Regions from separate parts of the Mus musculus genome. Here all the other regions are linked to region 1. The links are chromatin loops, found by intact Hi-C in ENCODE. Cell type or tissue: left cerebral cortex. All regions are shown on one strand. Region 1 overlaps Dyrk2 (dual-specificity tyrosine-(Y)-phosphorylation regulated kinase 2). Region 2 overlaps Gm33439 (a long non-coding RNA gene). Region 3 overlaps Gm33677 (predicted gene, 33677). Region 4 has its middle 36 kb from the start of Gm33624. Region 5 has its middle 5.0 kb from the start of Gm33677. Region 6 holds the start of Cand1 (cullin associated and neddylation disassociated 1).

Evidence for each region. Peaks named below come from ENCODE experiments on the same cell type or tissue, not always from the same donor. Only the 100,000 strongest peaks of a DNase experiment are listed, where the experiment ranks them.
Region 2: a loop joins it to region 1, with 2.2 times the contacts of the local background. A loop is called at or near these places in 5 of 42 quality-filtered maps.
Region 3: a loop joins it to region 1, with 2.3 times the contacts of the local background. A loop is called at or near these places in 3 of 42 quality-filtered maps.
Region 4: a loop joins it to region 1, with 2.1 times the contacts of the local background. A loop is called at or near these places in 3 of 42 quality-filtered maps.
Region 5: a loop joins it to region 1, with 2.7 times the contacts of the local background. A loop is called at or near these places in 13 of 42 quality-filtered maps.
Region 6: it touches region 1 in a loop (4-fold over the local background); 9 of 42 quality-filtered maps call a loop at or near these places.

The regions. Positions count from the first base shown.
Region 1 is chr10:118,862,332-118,867,331 of GRCm38, reverse strand. All of the region lies in intron 2 of Dyrk2 (dual-specificity tyrosine-(Y)-phosphorylation regulated kinase 2), which reads left to right. Among named protein-coding and RNA genes, the nearest start is that of Dyrk2, 4.1 kb to the left of the region's middle. In left cerebral cortex, no CTCF peak of the experiment used is centred here; DNase peaks (open chromatin) are centred at 1,728, 2,169, 3,514, 4,278 and 1 more place; H3K4me3 peaks cover 906 bases.
Region 2 is chr10:118,779,305-118,784,304 of GRCm38, reverse strand. All of the region lies in intron 1 of Gm33439 (a long non-coding RNA gene), which reads right to left. Among named protein-coding and RNA genes, the nearest start is that of Gm33481, 11 kb to the left of the region's middle. In left cerebral cortex, a CTCF peak has its summit at 2,928; DNase peaks (open chromatin) are centred at 1,758, 2,273 and 3,012.
Region 3 is chr10:119,024,215-119,029,214 of GRCm38, reverse strand. Gm33677 (predicted gene, 33677) reads left to right here. Exons shown (of 4, transcript NR_152787.1): 4 at 1-925. Among named protein-coding and RNA genes, the nearest start is that of Gm33624, 19 kb to the right of the region's middle. In left cerebral cortex, CTCF peaks have their summits at 2,682 and 2,881; DNase peaks (open chromatin) are centred at 1,784, 2,746 and 3,312; H3K27ac peaks cover 1,986 bases.
Region 4 is chr10:118,968,710-118,973,709 of GRCm38, reverse strand. No RefSeq gene overlaps it. Among named protein-coding and RNA genes, the nearest start is that of Gm33624, 36 kb to the left of the region's middle. In left cerebral cortex, no CTCF peak of the experiment used is centred here; a DNase peak (open chromatin) is centred at 3,063.
Region 5 is chr10:119,052,954-119,057,953 of GRCm38, reverse strand. No RefSeq gene overlaps it. Among named protein-coding and RNA genes, the nearest start is that of Gm33677, 5.0 kb to the right of the region's middle. In left cerebral cortex, no CTCF peak of the experiment used is centred here; a DNase peak (open chromatin) is centred at 2,523.
Region 6 is chr10:119,235,765-119,240,764 of GRCm38, reverse strand. Cand1 (cullin associated and neddylation disassociated 1) reads left to right here and starts at 710. Exons shown (of 15, transcript NM_027994.1): 1 at 710-1,124. The coding sequence starts at 1,057. In left cerebral cortex, no CTCF peak of the experiment used is centred here; DNase peaks (open chromatin) are centred at 231, 559, 1,577 and 2,522; H3K4me3 peaks cover 2,663 bases; H3K27ac peaks cover 1,889 bases.

The DNA of each region.
Region 1 (5,000 bases):
TCTCTTTCCCAAAGGCTCTCTGGGAGCGTGAGCAACCTAGGATGGTTTCTATGTGAGGTTGCTTGCAGGGCATAGGATTTTGTTACCAAGTGAAAGTTGGTTGAGAGCACCCACCCATGGTTTGTGGCCTGCAGGGAGCATCTCTGGGGGAGGGGGGTGGGGAATCATGTGTGACTGAAACTTGCTTATCACAGGAGATGAGAAGAAGGTGGACTTTAGTTGTTTGTAATGGAGACATATAAGAGAGGTAGATAATCTCATAGACATGTTTTGTTATTCTCTCTGTTTTTCTTGTGGGTCTATCCTAGGGGCTGGACATACACAGAATTAACTCATCTGGGTTGTACTGTTGCTGGGAAAGAGAGCCTGCAGTTAGTAGGGATGTGATTGCCACAAGGGCATCCTACAAAGGAACAGCCATTGGTTTTAGAGGTTTGGATTTTTTGTGGTTTTGGCTGGTTTTGAATCATCTGACAGTTTGGAAAATACAGCGTCCATCCCCCTCCCCCCAGCTCCCCCTCCCCCATGTGTTGGTGTGCTCATGTTACATGGTGTGAACTGGAAAAGAAATAATTCAGTTTGCCTCTGGTTTCCCAGTTTTTGTAAGGATGGCCTTAGCCTGATCAGAACTTCTTTGCGGTTGAAATATGTCATGGAACCGGGTGAAGGAGAAGTTGTCACTAGCAGAATAGCCTGTGTGGCATCAGAGAGGAAAGGCCATGAAGGCGATTTCGGGATAGACGCCTGTGCTTTGTGACCTGTGTGTGACATGGCTGTTTGTAGTTGAAGGGTGAACTTCGGCTACTCTGCATCCTTGGATGCTCCGTTTTGAAAGTGAAGCTTTGTATTTCAAATGTTACTTTCGACTTGGTTTGTGTAACATTGCAGGTTTCCCAGATCAGGCATTAAGGAGCACAGAGTTGATCTGGCTCCTCTGTGTGTTTACCTGAGGAGGCAGACTCCACAGGTTAACTGAGCTGTCAGGAGTCCAGAGGCAACTCTGATGTGTATTGCCGAGTCACACACCCTCCCGAGTCTTCGTTTAATGTACTATTTGGGACTACTAGTTCTGGGAACCAGTATTAGCTTAATTATAAATACTAGAACCTTTACAGATCCAGAGTCCCAATATTCCACATTTTCAAAAGTGTTTATGTGTTTGTTTCTGGAGCAGTTACCCCTGGGAGGAACTGTGGAGGAATGGCAGAGGGAGAAAGAAAGGGCAGGAAGAAAAATGAGCAGAGCAGGGGGGCCCTTTCTCCCTTAAACACATGACAGGATTATGAACTTTGGAATTTCCCATGGTAGTTTGCTTTCTTTTTTTTGTATGACGTTTATTGTATACTAGAGCAATTTAGTTTGGGTCAGCTTGTCCTAAAAGTAAAACCAATAAATATCTCAATTCTCATTGGCTTTAAAAAATAATAATAATATATGGGCGATGATAAAATTTTTGAAAACTTTTAATTTCTATAGATTCCAAGATATTGGTATATATCCTTATAACTTTTAATGCTTAAATTATTCATCAGTGATTTTATTTTTTAACCTCCACGGTTTTCTTCCCATAACAGCACACATCATTTCTAAGATGATTTGGGGAGGCTTTAAAACTCCCAGAAGTCTTAGCACGAGGAGCATCTGTTGCTTGCCATTTTGGTATCGCGAGAGGGTGATGAAGTGGCAGACTTCTTAGCCTTTGTTGTCGGATAGAATTTTCAATACTAAAACATTGCATGTTCCCAGGAGGGCTTTATGGGTCTCTCCACGTTAATGCATGCATTTCTGGGGAGTTGGACCATCACCTTTAGTTAGTGTCAGCTTGTATTCTTGAATGTGACCCATTGTAGTATTTTAGCAAATAGGGCCAACCCATGGTCGCTGACTTCAAGAGGCTGAGGTGAGAGTGAAGAGTTTTCAGTGTTCTTATGTTTATGATCTGGTCCTGGCTTGTCTGGCCTTTCTGGGTGCCCCTCCCCCTAGTCCTCCATGTGTCAGTTTTGTGCATTTGATTTTGGTTGGGATTTCAGGCTTCTTCTTCTTCCTGGAAACTTCAAGTAAATATCTTTAACTCCTGGAATGTGTAAGGCTCTGGGGTGTTGTTAAGATGTCTACCTCAGGTACTTTTTAACCAGCTGTCCTTTGCCTCGGAGGCACAGCGAGATCTTGTGACTTGGGCCTCTTGGGATATTTCCCAACTCCCTCAGTGTTGACTTCATGTTTTCTTTTGAAGATGCAAACACCATCGCTGAAGAATGACTCTGAGAGACATTTCTTGATGTGCGCGCTTCTAGCCGGGAGGTATTCATTAAATTCCCACTGTGGACCTGAGTTTATGTTGTCGAGGGCTTAAAAATTAGAGGTGACCCTCTCCTGTAATTTCTCAGCAGCTGGATATATAGGTGTGATTTTTTTTTTGTCAAACCAGAGTGAAATGAAGCTGTGAATGGTACTGTAGGTGTGGGGTGGGGGGAGGGGGAATTGAATAATCAGAGGACATGAGAGCCCTGGGTTTTGAAGAATGAATAGGAGTTTATCATATGAACATTGGTAAGAAGGCGATTCCAAGTCTGAAAAGGGCTGTGGTCATAGCTGGCACTGCTCAGGACTATACCCAACACTTTCCACGTGTAACCCCTCTAATCTCCCTAATATCCCTAATGAGGTAGCTTGGGACCTTTTTATACACAAGGACACTGCAGTTCTGAGAGATTAAGTAAACAGCCCAGGGTCACACAGTAACTGTGGGCACTGCACTCACTTGACGGGTGAAAATCTCTGGGCTCTTAGAAAACTGTTTCCATCAACAAGAGAGGGTGTGAAAATGCACAGGATCCCTGGGTCTTGGGAGTTCAGCCTTGTTCCTCTGAGATGGATAGATCAGACTTGGAAGAGCTCAGGCCAGATGCGTTCTTACTGCAGGCATTGGCTCTGGTGGTGGGATGTAGCCGTGGGCCACAAGAAAAGCAAGGGCAGTGTCAGACAGACAGCGTGTGCATGCCAACTCTAGAAAAGACTATGGAGAAGGATTTGAAGAGTTTAGGCTATGAAGCAGGGTGCGTCTGGGCCTGCATAGCCACCTCAGTTGTCCCAGTGAAAACAAGCAGTGTACGGCCAGATGTAACTCTTAGAAAGGGTGTGAGGGGTTGGACACAGGAGGCTTCCCGGGAGTGGGAAGGGTGCAGAGGCAGAGGAGGGTCGCAGGTGTACACTGTCAGGGACTCCCAGGGATTCAGCCAGAGTGATTATTTGGAAAGAGAAGGGATTTTGTTTGTTTGTTTGTTTTGTTTTGTTTTGTTTTTTGTTTTCGTCGTCGTCGTCGGTGCTTATTTGTTTGTTTTAAAGTTGGGATTACGATAACAAGAAAACATTTGGCTCTATAAAGAAAAGTTAGGAGTTTGTTTGAGTTGCTCGTGGGAGCAGAAACTCATTAGTAGCTGAGCGGAAAGGGCTGGAGTCCAGGAGGCAGGGATGGATAGGCATGTCTGCAAGAGGAGACCTGGTAGGCTCCAGCCAACGAGAGGCGCTCCGGACATGCCAGCTGTGCTCAGCACTGCCTAGGAAATTATTGGAGTGAAACGGCAAGAGAACGGAAGCTTGCACCCACCTGTCAGCAAAGGGACATAGCAGATCCTGCAAAAGGATGCTGAGAGCAGACAGCTGGAGAGAGACATGGTGGACCAATTGATGGGCAACCTCTTTCACTTCTGGCCACTAAAATATTAGAATGTTTTGGTTTTTGGATTATACAAAAAGTCATTATAATAACATAAGCCGGAGTAAAATCTTGATGCTCAAAAACTTTTATGGTGGTAGCATTTTAGGAACCTTTACAAATCCCAAGGTTGATTTTTATCCTTCATGTGGCTCTCGAGTCGTAGAGTATCGATCTGGATGGCGGCGGTGGGGGTAGACCTGAAGGAGTCCCCCTCTGGCCCTGAAGAGACAGATTTCAAATCCTGAGTCCTTTTCATTCCTGGTGTTTTAAAGACTGCAGAGGAAAGAGGGCTCAGAGATGAATGGAGCTTTGGAAGAAATGCAGTGCGTAGACTGGGGCACAGTGGAGCAGGGCAGCACCCAGCACTTCAGAGGCAGGCAGTGCCAGCACTGGTTTCCCCCACCCTAAGGCTAGCACTTGTTAGCAAGTTCTTGGCTAACTCTGGGGTCTTAAGAACCCGGGGAAAGGAAGGGAAGGACAAACAAGCCTGTGTTGCCTTTTTATCTGTGCAAAGCTTTTCTGGTGCATTTTGTGGTCTGCCTTGCTTTTGAAGTCGAAAAAGATAGCACCTCCCTTAGTAGAACATACAGTCGCCTTGGATGCATGGAGCATCATCTGCGGGTTCCATAAGAGAAATCTGCTGAAAGTCTCTCTGAGGAATAAAATTCTTGATTCTGTAAAGTCATAGTCGCGAGTGCTGGCTTCCTTCTGTTTTAGAAGGAAGTAAGCAAGTAAGCAGAGTCTCACTCCATAGATGGTCATTATGCTTGCTGTTTGTCAGTTCAAAAACAAAACAAAACAAAACAAAACAATGAAGATCGTGTGATTCCATTCTATAATCCAGCTGCTCCCAAACCGTTTCTTGAATTCCCGTGCCACCCTACAGAGTGCGTCTGTTCTTTCAGGAGTATGAATAACCCAAAACAGAGGACTTAGCGCTGAGGAACTAGGACTCATCCTATTTACTGTAAATCTCCAGTGGGCACAGTTCCCAGCACTTTGTAGCCTGTCCCTTACTAACACTGAAAGAGTGGGGTAGATTATGGTGACAAGTTGATTCTTTGAGGTATCAAGTGAGAATCCACCAGCAGGCTGCTCGAAGGAAATCCCAAGCCGATTCAGGATGGGAAACGGAGGGCTCTTCCTTTGCCCTGTCAAGTTTTGTTTAGATGAGACTATTCTGGGATGACATGTGTGCCAGAAATAGAAACTGCTACTTTGTATTCGTCTTAGTTACTGTTTCCTTTGCTTTGAGCAAATACCTGGCAAGAATCATCTAAAG
Region 2 (5,000 bases), 83 kb after region 1:
TGCGCTAGGTTCCTACTGGCAGGTTGTTACCACGACCTTTGTGGTGCTCATCAGGTAAACCCACGTTTTGCCGTCATCGTACCATTCCCTCTTGAACCTGGATGAGCCACTACATGAAGGAAAACACAACACAAACTTAGTTCAGAAACAACGGTGACTCAGTCGCTGGGCACAACCACTAAAATCCTAATCTTGTAAGCCTTATTAATTCTAAACCCTCTGGTGGCAAATCCTGAAGGATCCGCCTTTGAAACTGGGAGTCACTCATAGCTACATCTTGTCCTCATGCTATCCCCATCCAAAAGTTCTTGAAGAAGGCATATGTGTGTCAGGAAGGTATTGAAGACCAAGCCTGTGTGGTAACAGAGACCTAGCCTAGCCAGACTGTGGAACACAGGCTTTCTGGAGAGAAGCCATGCACATAAGGAGGGTCTAGGGTAGCGGGGCTCTCCTTGGCATGGTTGAGAGCAACAGGCAGGTGGATGGAGTAAGTGGGTCAGGAGGGGCTGGTGGGAGATGAAAGTAAAGACTACTGCAGGTTCTGGGCTATGGAGTTTGTGAGTTTCATAAAGACTTGGAATTTAGAGGCCAAGTGTGGTGACACATGCATTTAATGTTAGCACTAGGGAGGTGGAGGCAGGCAGAGTTTGGGGCTAGCCTGGTCTACACGGTGAGTTTCAGGACCGCAGAGCGTTCATCAGAAAGTGGTAATAGCTGGAAATAGTCTTTAGAGAGAGAATCAAATATAAAGGAAACCATTGGGATGGGTCCTAATTCAATTCAATCTCACTGCTATCCCTATTACGGAGAAAATTTGGGCAGGACTGACATTCCCCAGGGAAGCTCTTGTAATGAGACCGAGAAGGTCATGTGAGGATAGAAGATGGTTGGAGGGATAAGCCTGCAAATATGACTACAAACAAAACAACCACAGAGATTACAGGCCAAGCAGCCGAAGCCAGGACAGAAGCCTGGGAGAGATGGGTCCTGATGGCCTCAGAAAGGCACAGCTCTGCGGTCACCTTGCTTCCTGACCCCTAAGTGCCTAGGATTAGAGGAGAAACTCACCATTTTTTCAGGCCAGCTACTTCCTGGTATTAGATTGTCCCAAAGCCCCAAGGGAACCTCTTTCTCCCTAGCCCTCTGTCATCTGGTTTCCTGCTCATACTCAGTCCTGCTGTCTCTCTGTTGGAATAAATCACCCAATATCAACAAATTATCTGTGTTACCTGTCTAGTGGTCTTGATACGGTTGGTTCATTTTCTCAGCAACTAAAAATGAACACACACACACCACAACACCACTACACACACACATACACAAAACTAGAGGACCCAGAAGCCGAAATTCATTCCCCTACCCCCACCCCACCCCACCCCACCCGGGTGAGCTAGGGGTTTCAAGTGGACTAGGATGCAGCCTCCTCCCATCATTTCTGATTGGTCAGGTTAGACAAAGAAAAGTGGGCAGATTGGCTCACAGCCACGGTCCTGGCAGGTCAGTTGGAAAGCCCTCAGGTGGCGAGATGGACATCTGCTAGGTCCTTGTCCCGGCTGAAGGCAAAGGGAAAGAGTCCCATCTTGTTTATTTATGCTGTCTCCCACCTCTGCGTCTGTCTGCCTGTCAGGGTGCTGACTGATGCTATACTCTCCATCAAATAGCACCTGCCTTCTTCTTACTGTCTTTGGATCAAGAGAGCTTCGGAGCAAAGCCCTGTCTGGCCTCCTAAGTTAGCGCCTCACGTCCACCCATGTCGGCAACACTGAAAGACTCATGCTGCACACTCTGCTACCCGTAGCTATATTGCTCATTCTCTCCTCACTTCTTGTCTGTCCTTCCTCTGCCCTTGCTATATTGCCAAACCAAAAAGTACAGTTCAGGAACAGAAAGATTGACTTAAGCTCACTGATGTAAGCTATCCTGGGACGTAGTAAACACTCAATTAATGTTGATTGAATGGATAAGTACGTAATCAAGATAATCTTTAAGATGTGATTGAGATGGATAAGGTCCTCCTCAGAGTTCTGTGTGTTATGGGACACTTATGTATTTATCTCACTCCTTCACCCGTGGCTGCTGCGCTGCTGCCCTCTGATTTATACCAACACAGATCTGGAGACGGCCCGCCCCTTCCTTTGTTCTTCCTCTAACAGCCACTCACTGATGCTGTAACATATTTTTCTGGAGCAGTGCAGAGGCTGCGTGCCACAGAAAGACAGAAGAGCCAAGAGTGGGTGGATGACAGACGCCCGTGGCTGGGCTGAAATTCTCTGGTCTCCACTCTCCTGGAATTTCTTCTGTGGACACCTATTTGCTGCAAGCTCTGCTCTCTTCTCTCCCTTCCTATTCCTTTTCCTCTTTTCCTGTCTCTGCTTCCCTCAGGCTGCGCATATTGCTCCTTGTGCCCGGCGCACAAGTTTATCATTCCCATCGTTAGCTCACTTTGTTCCATGCCTGCTTCCCAAACCCAGCCCAAACAGCCTGCAAATTAGCTTCCTACACAGTTTCGTCTCTTAGTATAACTCTGGTACCAGCTGGTAAAATTATTTATAATTTTATCACACTTCAGAGAATTATCTCCTTTAATTGCCACAATAACCAGCTAGTGGAATAAATTCCATTGTTGCCACCATCACGCGTAAGAAAAATGAAAGCGGCTGGATGCCGGAAGCAACCTTCCCAAGGACAGACACCAAGGGCAACATTAAAATTTGACAAAAACCCGAACCTGTAACACGGAAAAAAAAGTATGTTAAATACACATGTAAAATGTAATATGTTTGTAATACTTACATATTTTAATAAACTGCCAAAATTATACACAATGGGTCTCAAGATATAAGCGGTTTCTCTCAATTATTGCTATCTTTTTGTTCCTATAGACAACTAAGTAAGACTGTTGCAGATGTACAGCTCAGTTGTATTCTGATGTCAACACTAGGGGAGCTAGGTGGCCTTAAAGGATAGACTCTGGAATTAGGCATATTTGGGCTCCAATATACATCCAGATCTGGTCCAGCTTTAGCAGGTAGAGGTGGACAAGCCTTGTGTGATGGTTGGTGTGAGCTGTCAAATTGGCGGAACATGGGGTTGTGGAGGAGATGGGCCTCTAGCTATGCTTGTGGGAGACGTTCTCGATTACCTTAGTTGATGCAGGAAGAAGCATCATAATTGTGGGCAGGGCCTTCCCTTAAGCAGGGGACTCTACACTGTCTCCGATGGGGAGAGTGAGCTGAGCACACGTGTCCTCTCTGTTTCCAGGTTGTAAATGTGTGTGACCAGGTACTTCAGGCTCCTATGGCCTCAACTTCCTGTCCACGACCATCCGTGCCTGACCACAAGCCACAATAAGACTTTTGTCCCATAAGCTGCTTTTGCCATAATATTTTACAACAGCTCAAGACAAAAAAGACACTTCTTAACCCTAAGCCTTAGTTTATGCATCTGCAGAATGGGGAATTGCCGAGTGGATTAAATAACGAGGAATGTGCAAGGATTTGTGAAATATTCACTGATCGTTGAGAAGTGACACTCTGCATGTTACCTGGACAACACTAGTGAAAATCTCTGACATCAGTTCTAAGCATTTTCCTCAGTGTTGTGGACAACTTGGATTTTAGAGAATCAAAGGAAAATCAAATTTGGAAGTTTTTATTTTGTAGATTTGAGTAAAAGATTTAACTCTTGATGTTCTCCCAGAGGCATCAAGAGTTCCTCACATGAGTAGCAACGCTCCCGTGTTGCTTAGCAACAGCATCCCTTCCCATGGTCCTCAACCACAGGTGAGGCACTGTTGACAACACCTGGGAATTGAAGTCTTATTCTAGAGGGAGGATGGTTTCATATGTAGGGACTGAAGTCACCTGGATAAAGAATGAGCTATTGTGGCAGCATAAAATTTTCACAGGAAAATTCTTTTTTTTCTCCATTTTTTTAGGTATTTATTTCATTTACATTTCCAGTGCTATCCCAAAAGTCCCCCACCCACCCACTCCCCCACCCACTCCCCCACCCACCCACTCCCACTCCTTGGCCCTGGCATTCCCCTGTACTGAGGCAGATAAAGTTTGCACAACCAATGGGGCTCTCTTTCCACTGATGGCCGACTAGGCCATCTTCTGATACATATGCAGCTAGAGACATGAGCTCTGGGGGGGGGGGGGGGTACTGGGTAGTTCATAGTGTTGTCCCACCTATAGGGTTGCAGATCCCTTTAGCTCCTTGGTTACTTTCTCTAGCTCCTCCATTGGGGGCCCTGTGATCCCTCCAATAACTGACTGTGAGCATCCACTTCTGTGTTTGCTAGGCCCCGGCATAGTCTCACAAAAGACAGCTATATCTGGGTCCTTTCAGCAAAATCTTGATAGTATGTGCAATGGTGTCAGCAATTGGAGGTTGATTATGGGATGGATCCCCGGATATGGCAGTCTCTAGATGGTCCATCCTTTCGTCTCAGCTCCAAACTGTGTCTCTGTAACTCCTTCCATGGGTGTTTTGATCCATTCCTATCTCCTTGTACTAAGGAAAATTCTTTATAAACATGTGTATCATGGCATTGTAGTATTTTAGATATGGTATCCTATACTATAAACAACCATATTTTAAAGTATTCCTTTAAAATGTAAGAAATTACTAGGAGGGTATGATCTGATGTGAGAGAAATGATATCAGAGAGCTGGGAAAGACTTAATTCCTGATCCCCCCCCCCCTTACCCCCTGATACAGTTGAGTTTAGATCCAATCATCAAAAGGCAACAAATTTTACTTTAATGCTTAGAATGGTAAATAATTACTAGGTTCCCCAGTGACCTAAAATCCATTATTACTTAAACATAGTAGCTACAAAAATGGCTAGTGAGTGTCCTCTTGCCTTTGTGATCTCACCTTGGGAGAGACCCCGGTGAGACACAGAGGGGATGGAACTGGGAGAAGTTGGAGCTGCAATCTGAGCCCCATGGAGATGAACAGACTATGGATTTAGAATACTCAGAAAATATGTG
Region 3 (5,000 bases), 160 kb before region 1:
CTGAGGCAGGGGCGGTACTCCCAGTGTATTAACAGGTAGAGTTATTAGCTCCTGCCCTTCCAAACTGAGGCCAGCTGGCCAGCCCATTGGGTACACTGCTTGACCAGCAGCCTTATTCAGACAGCAAAGGTTTAGTTACTCCAGGACACCCTTCCCCGGGTGTCATGCCCCACCCTCTTCTTTTTCTTTCTTGGCCTCTAGCTGTCTGATGCTTCTTTGGCGAGGTAGAGATAATAGACAAATGGTGTTTTCCTGAGTGGTGGCCCTACTTCTGCTTTTGTTAGCCCACTTAACCCTGGAATAACCCTGTTAGGGTGAATCACTCCCATCCCATAGCCATTCATACTGAAGTTTACCCAGGTGCACAGAGATGCAACCTCACAACCCAGGGTTAAACCCTGCCTGGATAGCCCCTAGGGTGTCAGTAACAAGCCTGCCTGGGCTGTGAGATACTGTAGGTGCAGGGTGTCAGGAAGAAGGGGGACAGGATGGGGGCTGGACTGTCAGAGGAGCTGAAGCTAGGATGCCTCAGCTTCCCCTGTATTCTTTCGGTTCCTATATTATTAAGCATTTCCATTGGCTTATGTCATATTTATTCACAGCTGTCAAATGTTAGATGATGTCAGAGGAGGGAGGATGTATTCAAAGCCCAGTTACTAAAATGTCTATTTTGACTTAAAGAAGTCTTCTGCCTTACACTTGTCTCACATCTCTTTAATCTATAGTCACTTCTAACAAAGAACATACAGGATCCAGCAGCACTTTAGGGGATTCTCGCCAAATTCACTTAAGCGTGGACCCTTTTGTTGAATTATCACCCAGACATATCCTTGTCTATTTACCGTCTATGAAACCATTGGCATCTATTCTGGTCCATTACGGAGCCATCTATGTAGTTTGAGATTAAACCTTGATTGCTTTCCCGAAAGAGATCTCTAAGTGTCTTCCTTTTACTGTACAATTATTCTCCAGTTGACTTTCCATAAGCCAGGCTAATCTTCCAAGTGCAGTTGGGTAATGACTGTTTGAGAGGAGCTGAGGGGAAAGCTTGTTCCTTGTTATAAATCGACCAATTCATGACAGAAAAGAAGAGACTGTTATATGAAGATTCTGGCATTTCCTTTACCAGCCATGGGAGAAAGACAGTTTCCTCACAATAGAGAGGTAAGCAATCGATTAGGCCAAGTCAGGGAGGGTGCGGGGAGAGGGAAACACTATGACGTGTCTGAGACTTTTGTGGTAGTGGAAGTCAGATAGTAAATTTAAATGTCCATTGAGAAGGACAAACAGTAAGCAATGCCAGGGACTGTATCTAGAATAGTTTTAGAACCCTTATCTCCATGACAGGGCCCTGGGACACATGTCCCTCCAACACCAGTGCCCCACTGTTGGTCGTTCCTCCTGAAACAGATTCCTCCAGCTGGCACTCCAGACCATGCTTATCTGTGGACAAGAAGACATCTTCCAGATGGGAGAAACCCAGGAGAGGGCTGCAGCCCCTGGGAGCTGTCCATCACCGCTGTGAGGCAGAACCCAGACACGAGCGCACAAAGAGCACAGCCCCCAGAGTGTCCACTGTACAGCTGCGAAGTGAGAGGAAGGGCTCTGAATTCCAAATATATCTCAAGTCCTCTGCCTCCTCCACACTCCTGTGACCATCTCCTGGGGCCTGGCCACCCTCTGCTGCCTGCACTAACTGGTCCTGCTTCTCTTGTTTTCTTCCTTTGCTTTTGCCTCAAGCATTTTCTAAAGTACAGCCCACACCTCAGCTCACACTGCCATGCAAAACCCTTCTGTGGCTTGCCAGCATCCTAAAGAAAGGACATAGATACAGTCTTGTTGACTGCTGCTCCCTCTGACTCTCTGGCATCTCTCTGACTCTCTCCACCAGCCATGTGGGTGGGCTTAGCCTCACCATACTGAAGACGGTTCCTCCTCCTCCTTCCTCTTCCTTGAGCTTTGGCTTGATATTCACTTCTTCCTGTCAGTGCCTCCTACTCTCTCCCTACCTTTAATGAGATTTATCTTTCCTTTTCCTCCCCACTCCTCCTCCGACCCTTTTTCTTCTGCCTCCCCCCTGTTCTCTCTCAGTCACTAATTCTATGGTTATTGATTTGTTTATTGCTCATCATTCTCACCAGGAGCTAGCAGTCTGGTACCCTACCCACACTACCAAGAAAAGCCTCAGGCACATTACAACCTGTGGGTTGTGACCCCTTTGGGGATTGCGTATCAGGTATCCTACATATCTGATATCTACATTACGACTCACAACAGCAGTAAAATTATAGGTAAGAGGTAGCAACAAAAATAATTTTATGGTTGGGAATCACCACGACATGAGGAACTGTATCAAGGGGTCACAGCATCAGCATGGTTGAGAACTGCCATGTTACAGTTTCTCAATTGATATTTAATAAACAAATTAGTGAATGACCGGTAAAGCATGGATTTGCCCCCGTGTGAAGTTCTTTCCTGGAAATGCTACCATTAGCACAATCCCCTGTGTCACCCAGGAGGGTCTGATGGATCATTTGTTCCCATGCAGTGTTTTGTAGACAGACTCTCCAGGAGAATCAGAGACTGTGGTAAGCTGCAGTTTGGTGACACTACCAGGAGAAGTTGGGCACCAAGGAAGCACAGGCACCAAGCCATTTCTGCCACGCACCACCCTGGGTCTGTTTGGCACCTGCCCTGCTGGGCTAGTCCTGGAAAATTCTTTTGCTAGTTGCTTCTCTTCTAATTCGTTTCTTTCTCCCACACCCTCAGGAAGCGACAGGGAAGGAGAAACTAGACCATCTGGGGCTGTGGGAAGGTCTGGCAGAGAGAAGGGACTCCACGGTGACAGTTCTTGGGAGGCCTGACTTCATCTCCCTGTATCTGAGGACTGGCTGAAACAGGGCAGGCAGTGGTCATTTATGGAAGTGCGCATGGGTGCGCTTTTGGACATTTGCATAGAGATCTGCGTTCCGAAGGAGACGTGGGGCTTTTGTTAAGGGTTTTTCTCTGTTCTCTTCCTCCCTCACCCACACTGTGTGACCCTCTGCCAACACCATGGAGATGGGACATTTTTCTGAATAGTTTTCTCTAAGGCTTATTTATTCCAAATCTACCTGCCTTTAAGGTTCTGTTCCTGGTCCAGAGCATCAATGTCCCCTTCTGTTACGTAAGTACTGTACAATGGTGGTGGTGGGGTGCTCTAGAAACAATATTCTCCGACGTTCTCTAAACCAAAGAATGAACTCTACACACAGGCATTCCAGAGGGGGAGGTGGGACGGGCACACATGGGAGAGCATGTGGAAGTCTGTGGTGCTGGCAACTGCCCTGTTTAAGAATAGTGTCTGTCTCTCATTGCTCTTGCAGAGGAACCAGGTTAGATTCTCGGCACCTAAATGGTGACTCATACGCCTCTATTACTCCAGTTTCAGGGGACCTGATACTCTCTTCTGCCTTCCTTGGGCACCAGCCATACATATAGTATGCATATATATACCTATAAGCAAAACAAAGTAGATATGCATAATATATACATATGTTGTATATACACACACACATATATACATATATATATATCACAGACACTTGGAAATGGCTTGCTGTCTATTTTATCTTAGTTCTGTTATGTTATTTGGCTGGTTGTGGAGTATTGGGAATTTATTAACCTGCTAACACCTAATTACAGCTTCTACAAAATGGGATTTCTTTATGGAATGAAGTAAATGTTAATATGAATAAGAGGATCTTATTTATTGTTGCGTGAGTAGCAAGCGAGTGACTGGGTGTGAGGAGCTTAGCCCAGGGCTTATTGCACAGCAAGCTTCAGAAAGGACAGCGGTGTAGTCTCTGGACCTCATAACGAAACGCTGACAGTTCTCACCGCTGGGGTTGATTTGTGACCCTCTCTCACTGGTCTCCCTGCCTACAGCAGTGTGTCTGTTAGGCCATGTCCAAACCCACCACTTTCCTAAAGTCTCCTGTGACCCTCTTTCTTGGTTACAGAATAAATGTGTTGACGATGTGTCAAGGTTCTCTCCGGGCTGCTCTCAGCTGTGTGGTGTGATTCTTGTTGTTACGGGCGTCAGAAAGTGATTTGGACAGGGTAAGCCAAATGCAAATGTGTTGTCGCTGTATCAAGACAAGAGCCACTGGGCGATGCTCTGGCCTGTCTTCCTGACAGCCACTCTAGTTACAGAATCACATGAAAACCCAGGCTTTGCCACTTTCTTGGAAAGAGAAGGACTCCAGTGGAGAAGCACAAGATGGTGGGGAATCAACTGCAATGTGTGTTACTGCTCAGGCTGACCTGAGCCCGGTGCTCAACTCTAAACGAGTGACTTCATCCAGTGATACAGGTCAGGGCATGGCCAACAAACAGGCTGTATTTGATTTTAGAAGCAAGACATGAAAACCAGGTAGAATTTCCTAAAGGAATATTGTTCTTATCACCAGGAGAATAGAGGGTGAACTTTGAATAGGCAGAAGCAAGAGAGGTCCACGTGCTTTGAACACGTGCTGCAGCCTGCCATTTCCGGCTTCTGTGCGTGACGTTTCTCTGCTTGAGGTGACTCCCTCACACCTCCTCCTATCAAAGGTTCAAAGTGCATTGTGAATTACACTTCCTTTATGGGACGTGCTGCTTGTCAGTCATAATTTATTACTCTCCTTATAGCTCTTATAATCATCCGACTTGTTTTTTATCAGGCAGTGTATGTGCCTTTCCTAACTCCCCAGGTTATTATCTCCTTAGGCGGGGGAAGACATGCCTCACACGGGATTGCACATCTCTACCACTCCAGGCTCGAAAGTGCCAAGGTGCAGTCAGGAGTCACCACCGTCCCCACGATTTCTAGTGGTGTGTCCCACGCTGCAGATTTCTAAAACATCTTTGATTGATTTATTAGAGAAATCTTACTGTCTCCAGAACTCATTTTCAGTGCTCTCAAAATTCCCCACACTTGCTTTCTTTTGTTTTAAGGCCAAGAGTAGCATTCTTCTGCA
Region 4 (5,000 bases), 110 kb before region 1:
TAACATAACCTATTTATTAATGTACTACATATGATTTATAAATTATATCAACATGCGGCTTAGGACAGCCACCCTTATGTTCTGGAATTGTCACTTGGTTAAGTGTAATGTTCTTTAATACACTCCCCAATTATAGCTGTGAAGACTGCACTTAGGATTTCCCCGTCCATATTCATGAGCAGTCTTTGTGTTCTCTGTCTGGGTGTTATCTGGGTCAGATGTTTGTCTAAGCATTCTCTCGACTTGGCAGGAAAAGTCTTTCTCTTCATAGCCCCTCTCCCTCTTGCTGTGTTCTGGGGGACGTTAAATAGTGTTGCAGTTATTGATTTCTCAAAAGCTTTAAGGATTTCCTTATGAAATATCTGAGACCAGGGTACTTCTAGGGGTTTTATCATTTGGGTAACTTTTTCTATTGACTCCGAATCAACTTGGGTTTTCTATCTCTTCAGTCTTCAGTTTTGGTTCTTAGGTACCTCTTTTTTTGGTTTTTTGAGACAGGGTTTCTCTGTGTAGCCCTGGCTGTCCTGGAACTCACTCTGTAGACCAGGCTGGCCTCAAACTCAGAAATCCACCTGCCTCTGCCTCCCACATGCTGGGATTAAAGGCATGCGCCACCACTGCCCGGCATCTTAGGTACTTGTTGTTGTTGTTGTTAAATATAAGGAAGAATTTGGTGGAGAATTCTTATTTTCTGTTTTCCAGCTTGTCATTAATGACCAAAACTATATGAGTGGGATTCTTCTGATTGCCCAGTCTCTCCCACCGTTTCTCTGAGAGGGAGGAAAGGAGCTATGACCAGAAGGCAGCTGGGTTGCCTTCACTCCTGCCTGTTAGTGTCTCCTCAGGTTCATCTGTTTTCCTGGCCCCAGGGCAGCTATCCCTTGGGGCCAGTCTTGGGCAACCAAACTGCTGGAAACTGGATTGGAAATCTTCATCCAGTTTCAGCCAAGTCTTTGGAAGGCCCTTAAGGACCAATTCTGAACTTCCTCTTGTTAATTTTTATTAACACGTAAATGGACACTGTGATTGTAAATGTTTGTGAGGTACAGAGCGCCATTTTGAAACACGTCCACTGTGTGAGCAGATCAGGGGAACTGAGCATCTATCAACTCACACCTACTTCTTTCTGTTGGAAAGATTACAAAAAAAAAAATCTTAGGCTGTTTGAAGCATCTCATTTGAAATGAGCTTTGTGGCTCCTTTGCAAAAACACTGCACCTGTGCATTGAACTAAAGCAAACAGGGAAGGCTAAACACCAAGGAAAGAATCCTGTGTATCAGGCGAAGCAGATGAAGCCTCCGCCTCCAGATTTAGTAAATTTCGCCGGTGTCGTGCATGTTTCCCTTTGAGGGCTGAAAAGTTAGTTTTTATGTGGCCTATCAAACTTTAATGTACAAACTAAATCTTTCAGAAGTCTTGTTAAAGGGTAGGTTTAGAGGCTGGGGATTGTGGCACACACCTTAACCTCAGCGCTTGAGTGGCAGAAGCAGGTGGATTTCTGAGTTCAAGGCCAGCCTGGGTCTATACAGTGAGTTCCAGGACAGCCAGGGCTAAGCAGAGAAACCCTGTCTTGAGAAACCAAACCAAACCAAACCAAACCAAACCACACCACCACCACCAACTTAAGAGTCATGTTTGGATTCTGTAATTCTGTATTTCTTCCAAGTTCCAGGTTAGGCTGAGCTGCTGACTAGAGTCAGAGGTAACTGGCAATCGGTTAGCACACCCCACTGTGAGTTCTTGTCATGTTTTGAGCAACATCCAGAATGAAAGAGGTGCACAAAGAACACCAGACATTTTGGACTCACAGGGCTGGTCTCTAGGGTTCGTGTTCACGTTAACATTCCACAACCTCTAATCAACTCTCGGTGTGCAATATATTACACCGCTTCACACCCAGCTTCCAATTCAGGAGCCGTGCAGAATCTTCTCCCACCCATGGGTGCTGATTTCATGAATGACAAGTAAGTTGGGCTCTTATTACACGGCACACATATCACCAGCTTTGCTGGACATGGAGAAGCAACTCAACTAATTAATTCCCAATCCCAAAGCTGAGCAAGTGGCTCAGAGGGCAGGCACACCTCCATAACCAGGTTCCCTGGAGACGGCTAGGGGGTACGTGACTTCCACTTAAAACTAGGATCTTCCCGCCTGCATCAGCACTGGGATTGGAGACAGGTGGATGAAAATAGAGACTACTGATCACTTCGTAGGAAGCATTTTCCCTACGGGATAAAAAAGTGGTATATTAGAAACGAGACTGGCTACATAGAGGAACAGAAATACAGCCATCTGGCTGCTCTTTAAATGTAGGCTTATAAAAGGAAAGGTATATTGGGTTTATTTGAATAATATGATTGAGATGTAGAGAAATCCAGGGAAGAGCTAATAGTAAAAAATGTCTGGACACCAGAAGACCTTAGATTTAGCACAGAGATCAGGGTGTAAATGAAGCAGAAAAGAGAAGCTGGCTAAAAACAGCCCCTGATACCACAGCCCTCGGGAGGGAAAGGAAGATGAGCCGCAATTGCTACAGTAGGTCCAGGCAGCTCCAAGGAGAGGAAAGGAAGTTTGAGCATGGACGAGCTTAGGGCAGACTCCTGGCCCTCATGGAAGGGGAGAGACACAGGCTAGAGGAGGGTTCCAGGCTTCTGTGCTTGGACCTGACATGGACAGGATATGGGAGACCACATGCACAGAGGCACCGGTGATGGGTAGCAGCCTCTGCCAGGACGCTTGGGGGCCCGATGCCCACAGGGTGACAGCAATTGGGGATGTGGATCTGCCCATAGATCTTCAAGTGCATTCGAGAACTTGGCAAGTGTGGGGCTGGGACTGTCCCACTTTGGGATTTTTTTTTTTTTTTTTGCCTCTTGAAGATTCTAAATCCGGTCACAGAGGAAGTCCGCAAAGGCAAGCGTCACACAGGGCGTTGTTTCCAGAAGAACCATGAGAAGAGGTGAATTTCCTTAATAAGAAAGACCTGAGATACAATGGGGAGAAAAACCTAGCGACAGATGCAAATGAGCAATTTACAGAGGAGGGCCTAGAAAAGCCTTTTAAGCAAACAAAAATACCCGACTGCTCTCAAGGCTCGACAATTATGCAAGTTAGAACAAAAGTCCCTTTTAGCTTAAATTGGCAAGCATTACACCAATGTAAAAATGCATCCTGCTGAAAACAACGGGCTTCCATGTGTTTCTGTCAGAGTAGAAATGGAAAAGCGGCCAGAGAACACCTTTTCACTACCAAGAACATTAAAAGCTCATATATATGTATAAGTATACATGAATAAATTATAAATATATAAATTATAAATATAACTAAATTACATATGTGAGGCATATACATAATATATATGTAAATGCCTTTGACTCAAATGGTAGGAAATGTCCCTGCGAACAAATATATGTATGTACAAAGATGCAGTGTGGGGTGTGTGTGTGTGTGTGTGCCCTTGAGCATTGTTTGTAATCTGAAAGCAATTACAGTATCCAACAACTGGAAACTGGTTCAGTTGATTATGGTACTTTCATATATATGGTTTATTACTGTGCATAACACTTGTGCTGGCAAGTCACACCTACAAGATAAATAGCCAATCAGAACACAGGATAGAACAGTGTCAAGAAGTGTAGGTTTTTGCCAGGTTGTGCTGAGGTGAATTCATTTGCATCCATGCCTTGGATATCTTTTAGGCTCTGCTTCAATAAGGCTATCACCTGATCGCACTCTCTAACTCTATCCATGAATGTCATGGGCATTTTATCTGTAGGTTTCCTAAACACCACGTTAGAGTGCAGGACACTGCTTCCTCTCAGAGCACAACTGTGTATCTTTTGGTACCTCCCTGTTTTAATTAGGGTAGATTAGATAGGAGACGATCCTGGAGACAGAAGCCTCAAGATCAAGGTCTAGGTCAGTAGTGAGTCCTCTCCCCTAGACTTTCAGAAATCTGCCTTCTCTGTGTATCATTACATGGCAAAGAAGAAGTGGTGGAAAGAGAGAGGGCCTCCTTCCTCTTGTCTTAAAAAGATGCTCACTCTGCCAAGGGGCCCTCACTCTTGTGAACTCATCAAAAGCTAACTACCGTGAAGTCCTCACCTCCAGACATTGTCACTCAGAGTGTGTTAGGCACTCAATGTGAAAATGTGGGATAGACACTCACACAGCTGCTAGCAGTGCCCAAGGGGCGTCCTTGATCACCAGGAGTTCAGCACTCATATGCCCACAGCCTGAAAGCAAGAGGTACTTGGAAGCTACCCCCAAAAGATGAGAGGAGCTAACACAGGCATGCTTCTGTTTCAGCCCAAGATAGACAGTTCAAAGACATGTTTTATGAGACTGTGGGTATGAATGAGAATTTTCCTATAAGCGCATATATTTGAATACTTGGTCTCTAGTTGGTGGAACTTTTGGGAAGGAGCAGAAGGCGTGGTCTTGGAGGAGGTGTGTCACTAAGGGCAGGATTTGAGGTTTCAAAACTCCAGTCATTCCTAGTTGACTTTCTGCCTTGAGGTTGTATCGTAAGATATGTGTTCTTACCCACTGGCTCAATGCTGTGCCTGTCTGCTAACTGTCACATATCTCACCGTCATGGTCATGTACTCTGACTATCTTAGTCTGTTGCTGTAAAGAGACACATTTCAAAGGAACTTATAAAATCAAGCATTTAATTGGGATAATGCCTACAATTTCCAAGGGTAAGTTCATTACCCTTATAGCAAGAAGCATGGCAGCAGCAGGAAGGCATGGTACTAGAGCCATAGCTGAGAGCTTACATGTTGAGACAATGCTCACAAGGTGATAGAGAGAGAGGGAGAGGGAGAGGGAGAGGGAGAACTGGAATAATGTGAGCTTTTGAAACCTCAAAGCCCACCCACCCAGTGACACACCTCCTCCACCAAGACCACGCCTTCTAATCCTTCCCAAACTGTTCCACTAACTGGGGACCAAGCATTCAAGTATATGAGCCTATTCACTCTTCACCCTTCTC
Region 5 (5,000 bases), 190 kb before region 1:
AGCCTCACTAGCATGTGGGTTTGAAGAGAGCACAAAAGGGTGACATCAAGATCTGCATGATTGCTATTTGCCATTTGCTTCAGCAAAGAACCCTGGCTACCACTCTGGGTTCCTTAGCCCTACCAAATGACTTGGGGGCGGGGGCCTTCACAAGAGGAGAGTCAGCTATGATTCAGGTAAATAAAAATGAGTAAGAACGAAGGCATCTTGGTTTCAGGACACACTGAGAAGACAAATTAATCTAGAAAAATATAATATAACATAATATAATAGGAACACGAATCAATAGACAATGTTGAAAAATTTTGGCTGAGCACCAGAGAAGAAACATAAAGTCTTTATTTCATAGCCAAGATCAGAATCAACAAAGAAAATGTGAGCAGGAACAGAGACTTTCTATATCATCTAGAGGGTGAATGGCCACCACCTTCAGTGCGACCAATCATGTGACAGACTGTCAACCACGGCTCTCCCATCTTCTGGAGGATGACACAGAGGCAGGAAAAGGTTAATTTTCCAACAGTCCCAGCCAATGGCCAGCAGCACCAGGATCCAAAGCAAATAAATGTGAGCTCAGGGTCCCGACTGCCACAATACTGCAAAAGGAAATGCTCAAGAGCTTCAGAGACGAAAACGAAAACTCGACGAAGAAACGTTGGGTGGAAAAGAAGAGAAACGAGAAGGACAGTCCACGCGTGTAACCAATAAAGTGTTAGTACCCACATTTTCTCAAATGTTACTGCTCAGAACACCAGCGTGCTGAAAGATGCTAATGGGTGTTCTGTGATAAAAAACCAGTTTTGATGGTCAATTAAGTTTAGGGAAATGATGTGTTAAATCTGACCATGGGACTCGCTCTCTCTCTCAGCATGCCTATTAACATCTCCCGGGGCAGTAAAGTTCTTTGAGACACAGTCTGGATGGTGTTGTCTTTGTGTGTGGTGAGATCTGGAGAAAAATATAAGTACCCCACCCCCCATTGAAAAATGGAGTGAGAGACAATACACTAAAAAGAACACACACACACACACACACACACACACACACACACACACAGAGTTTGAAAACATGTTCAACCTTGTCAGTAATCAGAAGAAATGAAACAATATTTTGACTTTCAAGTGGACACAAACAATCAAACAAAAAAAGGGAAGTTGTTTTTTACAAGAACAGCAAGGGAACGTGCTCTTGGACAAAGCTAGGGAGTCTGTAAACAAACAGAGTTTTTCTGGTCATGGGCAAGGAAGGTCTTGAAAGCACGGGCATGACTTCATCAAGCAAGGTCTGAGCATAGACATTGATCACGAGGATTGCCCTGGGGAGGGGCTCCCTGGGGGAGCACCTGCATGGCAAGCCCGAGGACCTGACTTTAGATCCCCAGAACTCCGCGGCAGCCAGATGTGGCAGTGTGCACCTGCAATCCCAACACTTGTAGGGTGAATTAGGAAGTGAAGCAGGCCCAGGCGCCCAGGGACCAGTTAACCTTGGGTATGCCATGACAGACAAGAGACCACGTCTCAAACAAAGTGGAAGGTGAGGGCTGATACCCAAAGTTGTCCTCAGAACTCCACTGTATACCATAGTAGATGAGTGCTTGAACTTGCACACACAAATATTGTACATACACCACCCCCGCCCCTAACAAATGCACACAAGGTGATTATTAATACAAGAGATAACTTGACAAATATACAACAGGGATTCATTTCAAAATTATTCATAGTAGACAATCATAGTAGTTTAGCTAATCCAGGACATGATTATGCATCCTATCTCTCCACTTTTCAAAATCAGGGATGCTGAGAAATCACACTCTATGGGAAAATATCCAACTTTATACTTAGAAAAAATTTAGATTGCTAAACAATTTAAATCATTTTTTTCTAAGATAAAACTTAAAAGTCTGAAAACAGATTTAAATATTAGTGGTTCTTAGTTTTCCCTAGGAGTGAGATTTTGGTTAAAGTTTTATGTCCCTTACATCTTTCTGCATTGTCTTAGTAACAACAACAACAACAACAATAACAACAGCAACAAACAACAACAATGGCGACGACATTAATTTACGCGTCACTCTGAAAGTAGGAAACGGCGATTTCCGTTTTGAAACAGGAAGCTTATGTCTTATGGACGTAAGCGCTTTTCATCCTCTAACAGACTAGGTGAATCCTTTACCGTAAATGGAGCCTCGGGCTAAGAAGAATCAGATTTATGAGACGGAAGAAAAAGAAGCTTAGTAACTGGCTCTGCAGAAACAATAGATCTTTATAAGAAAGTTAGAGAGAGAAGGAATTAGCCTCATGGAGTTTCACAGCTGCATCAGCTGGTGGCTTGTCAGAGGGGAATCCTGGACGGTGTACGGAGCTTCAGCGGACGGCACTTCTGAGCTTCTTGCGTCTAACAGGGAAACAAATGGACATCCAACTGTGCTTTGGCAAATAGACCTGAGAGCCACCTTCCAGCGATTTCTAAAGAGAATCACAACTCCTTGTTCCTGAATTTGTGCAACAGGATCTGGGCCAACTCCTTCCCTCTTTTTGACTAACCCAAAATGAACTCCTTATGCAAAATCTGGAACCGCGCCAGCTTACCCAGTGCTTGGGGTTGTCAGCCAGCTGTTGGCAGCGCACACTAACTTTTTTTTTCTTCTTTTAAATGGTGCAGAAATCTGTTGCTTTACAGGCACAGGGAAAGCTGAATTGGAGGTCCTAATTTGAAAACACCCTGAGCCTCCTAAAATCAGACTAACCTCGAGACTCTGTCAATTTGCTTAGATCATTCATTGTGTTACATTAACGGTATTGAAACGAGGGGTCAGCTGTATTGTCTTAGGGGGTCATAGGAGAACTTCTGTCCTTGTTTATGGTCTGCTATCTTAGTGATTTTTTTCGTTGCTGTGATGAAAAATACCGTTGACCAAAGGGTCGTGAGGAAGGAAGGGCTTGTCTAACCCCACAGTACGAGGGGGACAGTCAATCATGGCCGCGAAGCTGCCAGGATTGTGTCTGCAGTTAGGGAGCAAAGGGCAAGATGGCTGCTGCTCAGCTGGCTTTCCCTTTTTTATTCAGTCTGATACTCCAGCTAAGAGAATGGTGCCACACACTTTTAGGGTGGGCCTTCCCTTCTCACTTCACCTGGTCTAGAGAATCCCTCACAAGCATGCCTAGAGGCTAGTCTCCACCGCGGTTCTAGAGCCTGTCCAGTTGATGATCATCAAAACCAGTCATAACAGGATGGAAAGGGAATTGTCCAGCAACCCCCCCTGGATAGGGGAGGACTTGATCGCCAATAAAGGGTTTAACCGTTCATTCTTAAATCTCTTCACAGGCAACTGCACCTCAGGATTTCTTGGGGTTCCCCGAGGAAGGAGCAGAGGTCAATTCCCTATAAGGATAAGGTTTGGGTCTCCTGTTAAGGTTAGAATTTGAAAAGCCTGCACAGGCTCTTGTTTTGAAAGCGTGCTCCCAGACAGCAACGCTATTTGGAGAGAGAGTGCAGCTATTAGGAGGTGGGGCTTGGGTGGTAGAGGCAGGTCCCATCAGGGGTGGGAGTGGCCTTTGAAGGTTCCGCCCAGCCAGTGATTCAGGTTCTGCCGTCTTCCTCCTGGATGCCCGTGAACAGAACTTTCTCCATGTTCCCCTTGCCTCAGAGAGAGCCACCCTACCATGCCTTCTGGGCTATGATGGATTGAAATGCCCGGAAACCGAGCCAAAAGAAATTGTTCCTTCCGTAAAGCGGCATCTGTCTGTCAGTCATTCATCTCGTCACGGTACTGAGTGAAAAAGTAACTAATGTCACCCTTATGTCCTCAAAGGGAGTTAAGTCCCAAGCAAGGCCGTTGGCGGTTCCTCAAGAGATCATTCCTAAGTCTCAAGTTTTTATTTGATTGGACAAGGAGAATTTACCACGCATAAATATGCGTTAAATAAGCGTATTAGCCAACTTCAGAAACACAGGTTTTGGGTTTTTTTTTTTTTTTTTGTTTGTTTGTTTGTTTGTTTTTTTTGTTTTTATTGTTGTTGTTTTGAGACAGGATTCCTCTGTGTAGCCCTGGCTGTCCTGGAATTTACTTTGTAGACCAGGCTGACATCAAATTCAGAAATCTGCCTGCCTCTGCCTCCCAAGTGCTGAGATTAAAGGTGTGTATCACCACTACCCGACTTAGAAACACAGTCTTAAACCACTCCTATTCATAGATTTCTGTTTTTTTTTTTTATTTTATTTTAGCACACAGAATAGGGGAAATGCACCTAGCTTTTTGAAGATTTTCAAGTTCCAGTTGAAAAATGTCGCTCTCCTAGTTCTTCAAAATAGAACGTGTCGGAAGGACAGCTATAGTTCAGGCAATAGGATATTCAAGGATGTGTCTCTTGTTTGTTCTCTCTTAAGCATGTGGGGTCGTGAGATAGTACAGCCAAATGGTCAAGGTCAGAAGCACCCCAAATGCTCCCTTGTCCATGCCGTGCCCAGAGATTCCACTGAGTCGTTGTAAAGATCAAACGAGGGAATGGTTGATAGGTACACAGCGCTGCTCTGCCACGGGCTCCCCCGTGGCACCCCTGGATCCCAACTCACTTAGCAAGCATCTTTGCAGAATCCTTGAGTATTTACTAAGGTATGTGTGTTTCTTTTTGTTGTGTCCTTTCATCTCTGTTTTTTTATTGGAGTGCTCATATGTGCACATGTGTGCCCCTCCCCCGTTCATATGTGTGTCGAGGGCAGCAATCCACCAATCCACACACAAAAGTTGTCTTCTATTGTGCTCTCTCTCTCTTTCTCTCTCTCTCTCTCTCAAGACAAGGTCTCTCACTAAGCCTGGAATCCAATCCTTTTGGTTGTCATTTGGATATACTATTTGCCAGGCTAGGCATTGACGTCTTCCTTTCCCACAGGACTCCACTCCCCTCCTACTGCTAGATTTCTTCATTCTTGCTACCCTCAGAGGGTCAAAGACCAGCCTTCCCTTTCCAGAGGTGGAAAGCAGGCTCTGGAAACATCTA
Region 6 (5,000 bases), 370 kb before region 1:
TTGCCCAAAACAACATGAGGACGGGGGTGGGGGTGGGAGTGGGCGATGTTTTCAGGGAAACAGACACTTTAGAAACAGCACACGCCGATGGAAAGATTTTATTTAGCATAACCCGCGTTGCCTGCCTGCAAATCCCAGCATTCTCTCCGACCACGGGAACCAATAAAGAAACTCCAGGTTCAAAGAGCCAATCACGTCCTTCGTGTGTCCCCAATTGAATTGTGGGAGTCGTAGTTCTCACGTGGCAACCATACAGCATGGTTGTTAGGGGACAGTTTCGGCCACGCGTACCGTTCGGAAAGAGAGCTCATTTTTCCATTGCACCCCTTGGCCTCCAGGCCAGCTCTTAGCATCATCACCCACAAGCCCCACGCGCTTTCAAACGCATAGACCTTCCTTCTTAATGTCGCAGGGAGGAGCAAGGAGCGTTTGCAGAACTCCGGCCTTGGACGCTCACTGCCCGTCCTTTAACCGTCGCTTTAAGGTCTCGCGAGAAGAGCCCCTCGAGGCGTTGCCATTCCGCCCGAAAGGCGGCCCGTGCGAAGACAGACAGCCGGCCGGGCCAACGGGAGCGTCCCTGTAAACCGCGACTGCGCAGAGTGCGCCGGGCAGCCCCGGTGACCTCCGACCCCGCCTCCCCGCAGCGCCCTGCGTCGGCCGCCCCCGCCCTCCTAGCGAAGGAGGCGGGCTTTGGCCTCTTGCCCTAGGGAGCGAGTGCGGAGGGAGTGGGAGCGAGGCGGCCCGAACGCAAGTGTCTGGCTTCCCGGCGAGGCCCAAGCCGTCCGTCCCGCCGCCCATGAGCTCGGCGCCCCGCGAGCAGCGCCGTCGTTAGGCCGTCCCCGTCACTCACTCTCGGCCTCCCCTACCTCCCCCCCGGGGCAGCCATTCCCCTCCCCATCCCCGTCTGGCCGGGGACTGGACGTCGCGTCGGAGCGCCTTCCCCAGTCCGCGTCGCGGTGCGACCCTGGAAGCGGGCGCCGCCGCCAAGGAGAGGAGGAGCCCCGGCCGCGGGGCCCAGCAGCCACTGAGCCAGCAGGCGGGATCGAGGCCGGCAACATGGCGAGCGCTTCGTACCACATCTCCAACTTGCTGGAGAAAATGACATCCAGCGACAAGGACTTCAGGTGAGGCTGAAATCCGACCCTCGCCCCACCTCGGGGTGGGGGAGAGGTGGAGGGCGGCCGCCGCCCGGGCCTCGCGACAGGCCCTGCCCCACCCCTCGGTCCGGCGGGTCTCCAGCCACCCCCTCCCCCATCTCCCCGCTAGGCCGTTGTCCGCTCTGGCCGCCCGGGGCTGGTCCGCGTCCCGGCGTCCCTGGCGCATCCTTTGTCCACCCCCAGGGACGCGTCCCAGGTAGCGCCCGGGCCCGAAGGCACGGGCTGCGCGGGAGGGAAGGAGTTTTTCCCGGGCGGGCGGGTGGCCGGGCCTAGTCCCCGGCCCTCCCGAGGCGCCAGGCCATCCCGGCGCTGGGGGACAAGCTGCCGCTCTCCAGCCACTCAGCCGCCGCCTGGCTTTTTCCCGCGGATGGGAAATGGGTGCCACGATCAACTTTCTCCGAGGCCTTCGCTGATTGGATTGTATACTTTCTCTTTGGATCCTTCTCTTTGGCGAAGGTGGCCAGAAGGGGGAGGGGAGCCCGGCTTGGTGGGGGGGAAACTTGGCCTGCAGGGTTTTCCCGCCAGCATCCCTGTCACTTTTCTCCGGCCGAGTGAAAGCCACGCAGGATCTTGGGGTTTCGGTCTCACATCCCTATACAGAGTCATGGCCAGAGGGCTGGATTGCCAAGCAAACCAATCTTGAAAAGAGAGGCTGGTGAGCCATGAAGCTTAATCATAGAGTTGTGTTCTGCAAGACCTGGACCATTGGTTCTTAGTCCCGTGCATATCGAAGGTGTTATATTTTCACACAGTCGCCTCGTCTGTTTTTTTCATGCTACACTGATTGTTAACACACACACCACGCCTAATCCTTCACAAATAAGCCCTCTGTCAAAAGAAAAAAGGCTATTTTTTTGATACCTAAGTTTTCCTCTGTAATGCCTTGGGCCATAGTACAGTTTTGTGTGCATTTAGACTAAAGAACAAGTAATCTTTGGTTAAAATTAGTCTAGGAGCTTGGTTTTTGTTCTGTGAACTCTTAACACCTGAAGGTTTGTCCAAATCCTATCTGAAGCAATTTTCCCACTGGTGAAAGGGGAACTCCGGGGAAAATAATGCCTTTGTTCCTAGGTAAAGTCATAAGTGCGCAGTGAACTACATACAGGGTCGTTTCTCTGACTCCAAACCACCAAGAATTTGATATATATGTATGTATACCTACCTACCTATGGAGTTTCTGAGTCTTACATTTCCATTTTTAAAAAAGTTTCCCCTGAGGATGATGTGGGGAGAGAGTGGCGTGTTTGTCGGGAGCACTTTGAAGCTTGGGTTGGATCTCCAGGTGAAGGTGGAGGGGGTTGCACTTAGACTGCTGAGGACGAGGGAGAGCCTGGTTCCTTCTGGATCCTTGCTCACTCACTCACAGTTGACGTTGTCAATGAATGAATGAAACAGCCAGGATTGTAAGCTCTCGGTTGTATAAGGTGTGGGTGTCACTCCCTGGGGGTGTCTTCCCCGTCTTCCTGTAGCAGTGCTGAGTTTCCCCTCTGATTCCATTTAACTTTTGCTTGGAGGCAGTTTTGTTAATTACAGACTCTTGGATTGTTTTTGAAAGACTACAATTATTTCATGTGGTGACACTGTATATACAACTATTGACTGAAGTAATTTCCCATTTAAAAAAAAAAGTGTACACCTGGGTTTTTCTTTTGTTTTGAAAATACTATGAAAGAAATAAGGATGCCTTGATGCCAAATTACGGGGATTTCTACCTTAGAGTGAGCCAAGGCACTGCCAAAACTATGCCACCTTTCTAGAATTTGGTGAATGTTATCTTTAGTAACAGTAACTTCCCTGAACTTAACATTATTACATTTTTTATAAAGGGCTGGAGTGATGGCTCAGAGGTTAAGAGCACTGACTGCTCTTCCAAAGGACCCCATTCAATACCCAGCACCCAGATGGCAGCTCACACCTGCCTGTAGCTCCAGTCCCAGGGAAATCCAACACCTCACACAGACATGCATGCAGGCAAGGTAAATTACATTTCAGCCATCTAACTCTTTGGGATGGGAGCACTCTGTACATTAAATATTAAACATTTTTGAAGAGTAAATAAAGTAGCGCATTTGAGCTTTTTAATATTTTCATTATATAGGCACATCATTTTTAAAAGCCATTAGAAGTTTAGTTCTGATTTGTGGTTAAATGCTTTGAAATTGACAGAAGATTTGTAGACAGACTTAAGTATAAGTAGCATTATGTGATATCTAATATGTATAAAGTACTGGGGACAGGCACCCATGGCCCCAGAATGGCTGTTAGTGTGGCCCAGCACAAAGTTGTGAGGCTAGGATATTTTTTGACGTGTGTGGTTTTCTTGGATGAACTCTGTAAGTGGCAATGTCATGCCACAATGTCAAAAGCTTGGACATGCTTGTAAGGAAAGACAATGTTTCCAGAAGGAAGAAAGACTATTCTCATGGTGAAATACAGAGGAGTTGGCCTGGTACAAACCTTTATGACTCTGCTGTAAATTGGGAGGTCCTGGGGAATCTATTTAACTTGAGATTATATTTTTACTTATAAGAGGTTTGCATTATGTGTAGTTATAAAATCTTGAGTATAGGTCTTTTTTGGTAACGGTGTTGTTCACTAAGACAGAAAAGGTAAACAAACTTAAGCATAAACTTTAGGATTTTAAAAGATATTTTTGTGGAATTTAAATCATTTAATTGAAAAAAATCTATTAGTTGGGCATGCCTTTAATCCCAGCACTTGGGAGGCAGAGGCAGGCAGATTTCTGAGTTCGAGGCCAGCCTGGTCTGCAGAGTGAGTTCCAGGACAGCCAGGGCTACAAAGAGAAACCCTGTTGTAGTGGCTATTCCTGGTTGTCAACTTGACTATATTTGGAATGAACTACAATTCAGAATTGGAAGGCTCACCAGTGACCCTTATCTGGAGGCTTGGAGATCCTGATCTGGATCTTGGTTTGAAGATCTTGAGCCATAGTGGCTATGGATTCCAGAAGATTGAATCTCCGAGTTTAAGGAACACACCTTTAATCTGGGCTACACCTTTCATCTGGGATTAAAGGTGTGGTGGAACACACCTTTAATCTGAGCTACACCTTCTGCTGGAGACAATATAAGGACATTGGAAGAAGGGAGTCTAGCTCTAGCTCTTGCTCCTTCGCCTGCTTGCTGCGTGAGACTGAGTAACTGCTAGATCCTTGGACTTCCATTCACAGCTGCGACTGAACCATTGTTGGGAATTGGGCTGCCGACTGTAAGTCATCAATAAATTCCTTTACTATCTAGAAACTATCCATAAGTTCTGTGACTCTAGAGAACCCTGACTAATACACCTGTCTTGAAAAAACAAAAAACCAAAGCAAAACAAAAGAAAAAACAAGAAAAGAAAGGAAGAAAGAAGAAAAAATCTATTTAATTTTAGTGTTCTGAAAGCTATTGCTGATGTTGTGACTAAATGAAGCAAAGGGACCCAGTGAACGAGGTGACATTTGTGTGTCCCGTGTCTAAGGTGGATAGCACCTGTACTTGCTTTGATTTGGGGAAAGGATGTTTTAAAATAATGAGTGCTAATTCAGGTGAACCTCTAGAAGATAAGTCATCCCTCATTGTCAGCGTGCTTTGGAGCAGCTCTCATTACTTCTCAGACACCACTCCTCCATAGAAGCTAGAGTCGATGTGTCCATAGAAACTAGTTATGTAGGTCTGTAGACCATTGGGAGTTTGTTCAAGAACCCAGGATACAAATGGGCCGATAGAGTTGGCCATCATCTGATTCTGTAGATAAAACAGTGGAAGCTCGGGTATGGATAAGCTCGGTACTTGGCTTATAAGCGCACTGATTATACTGGTTGTGACAACGCATTTTCAT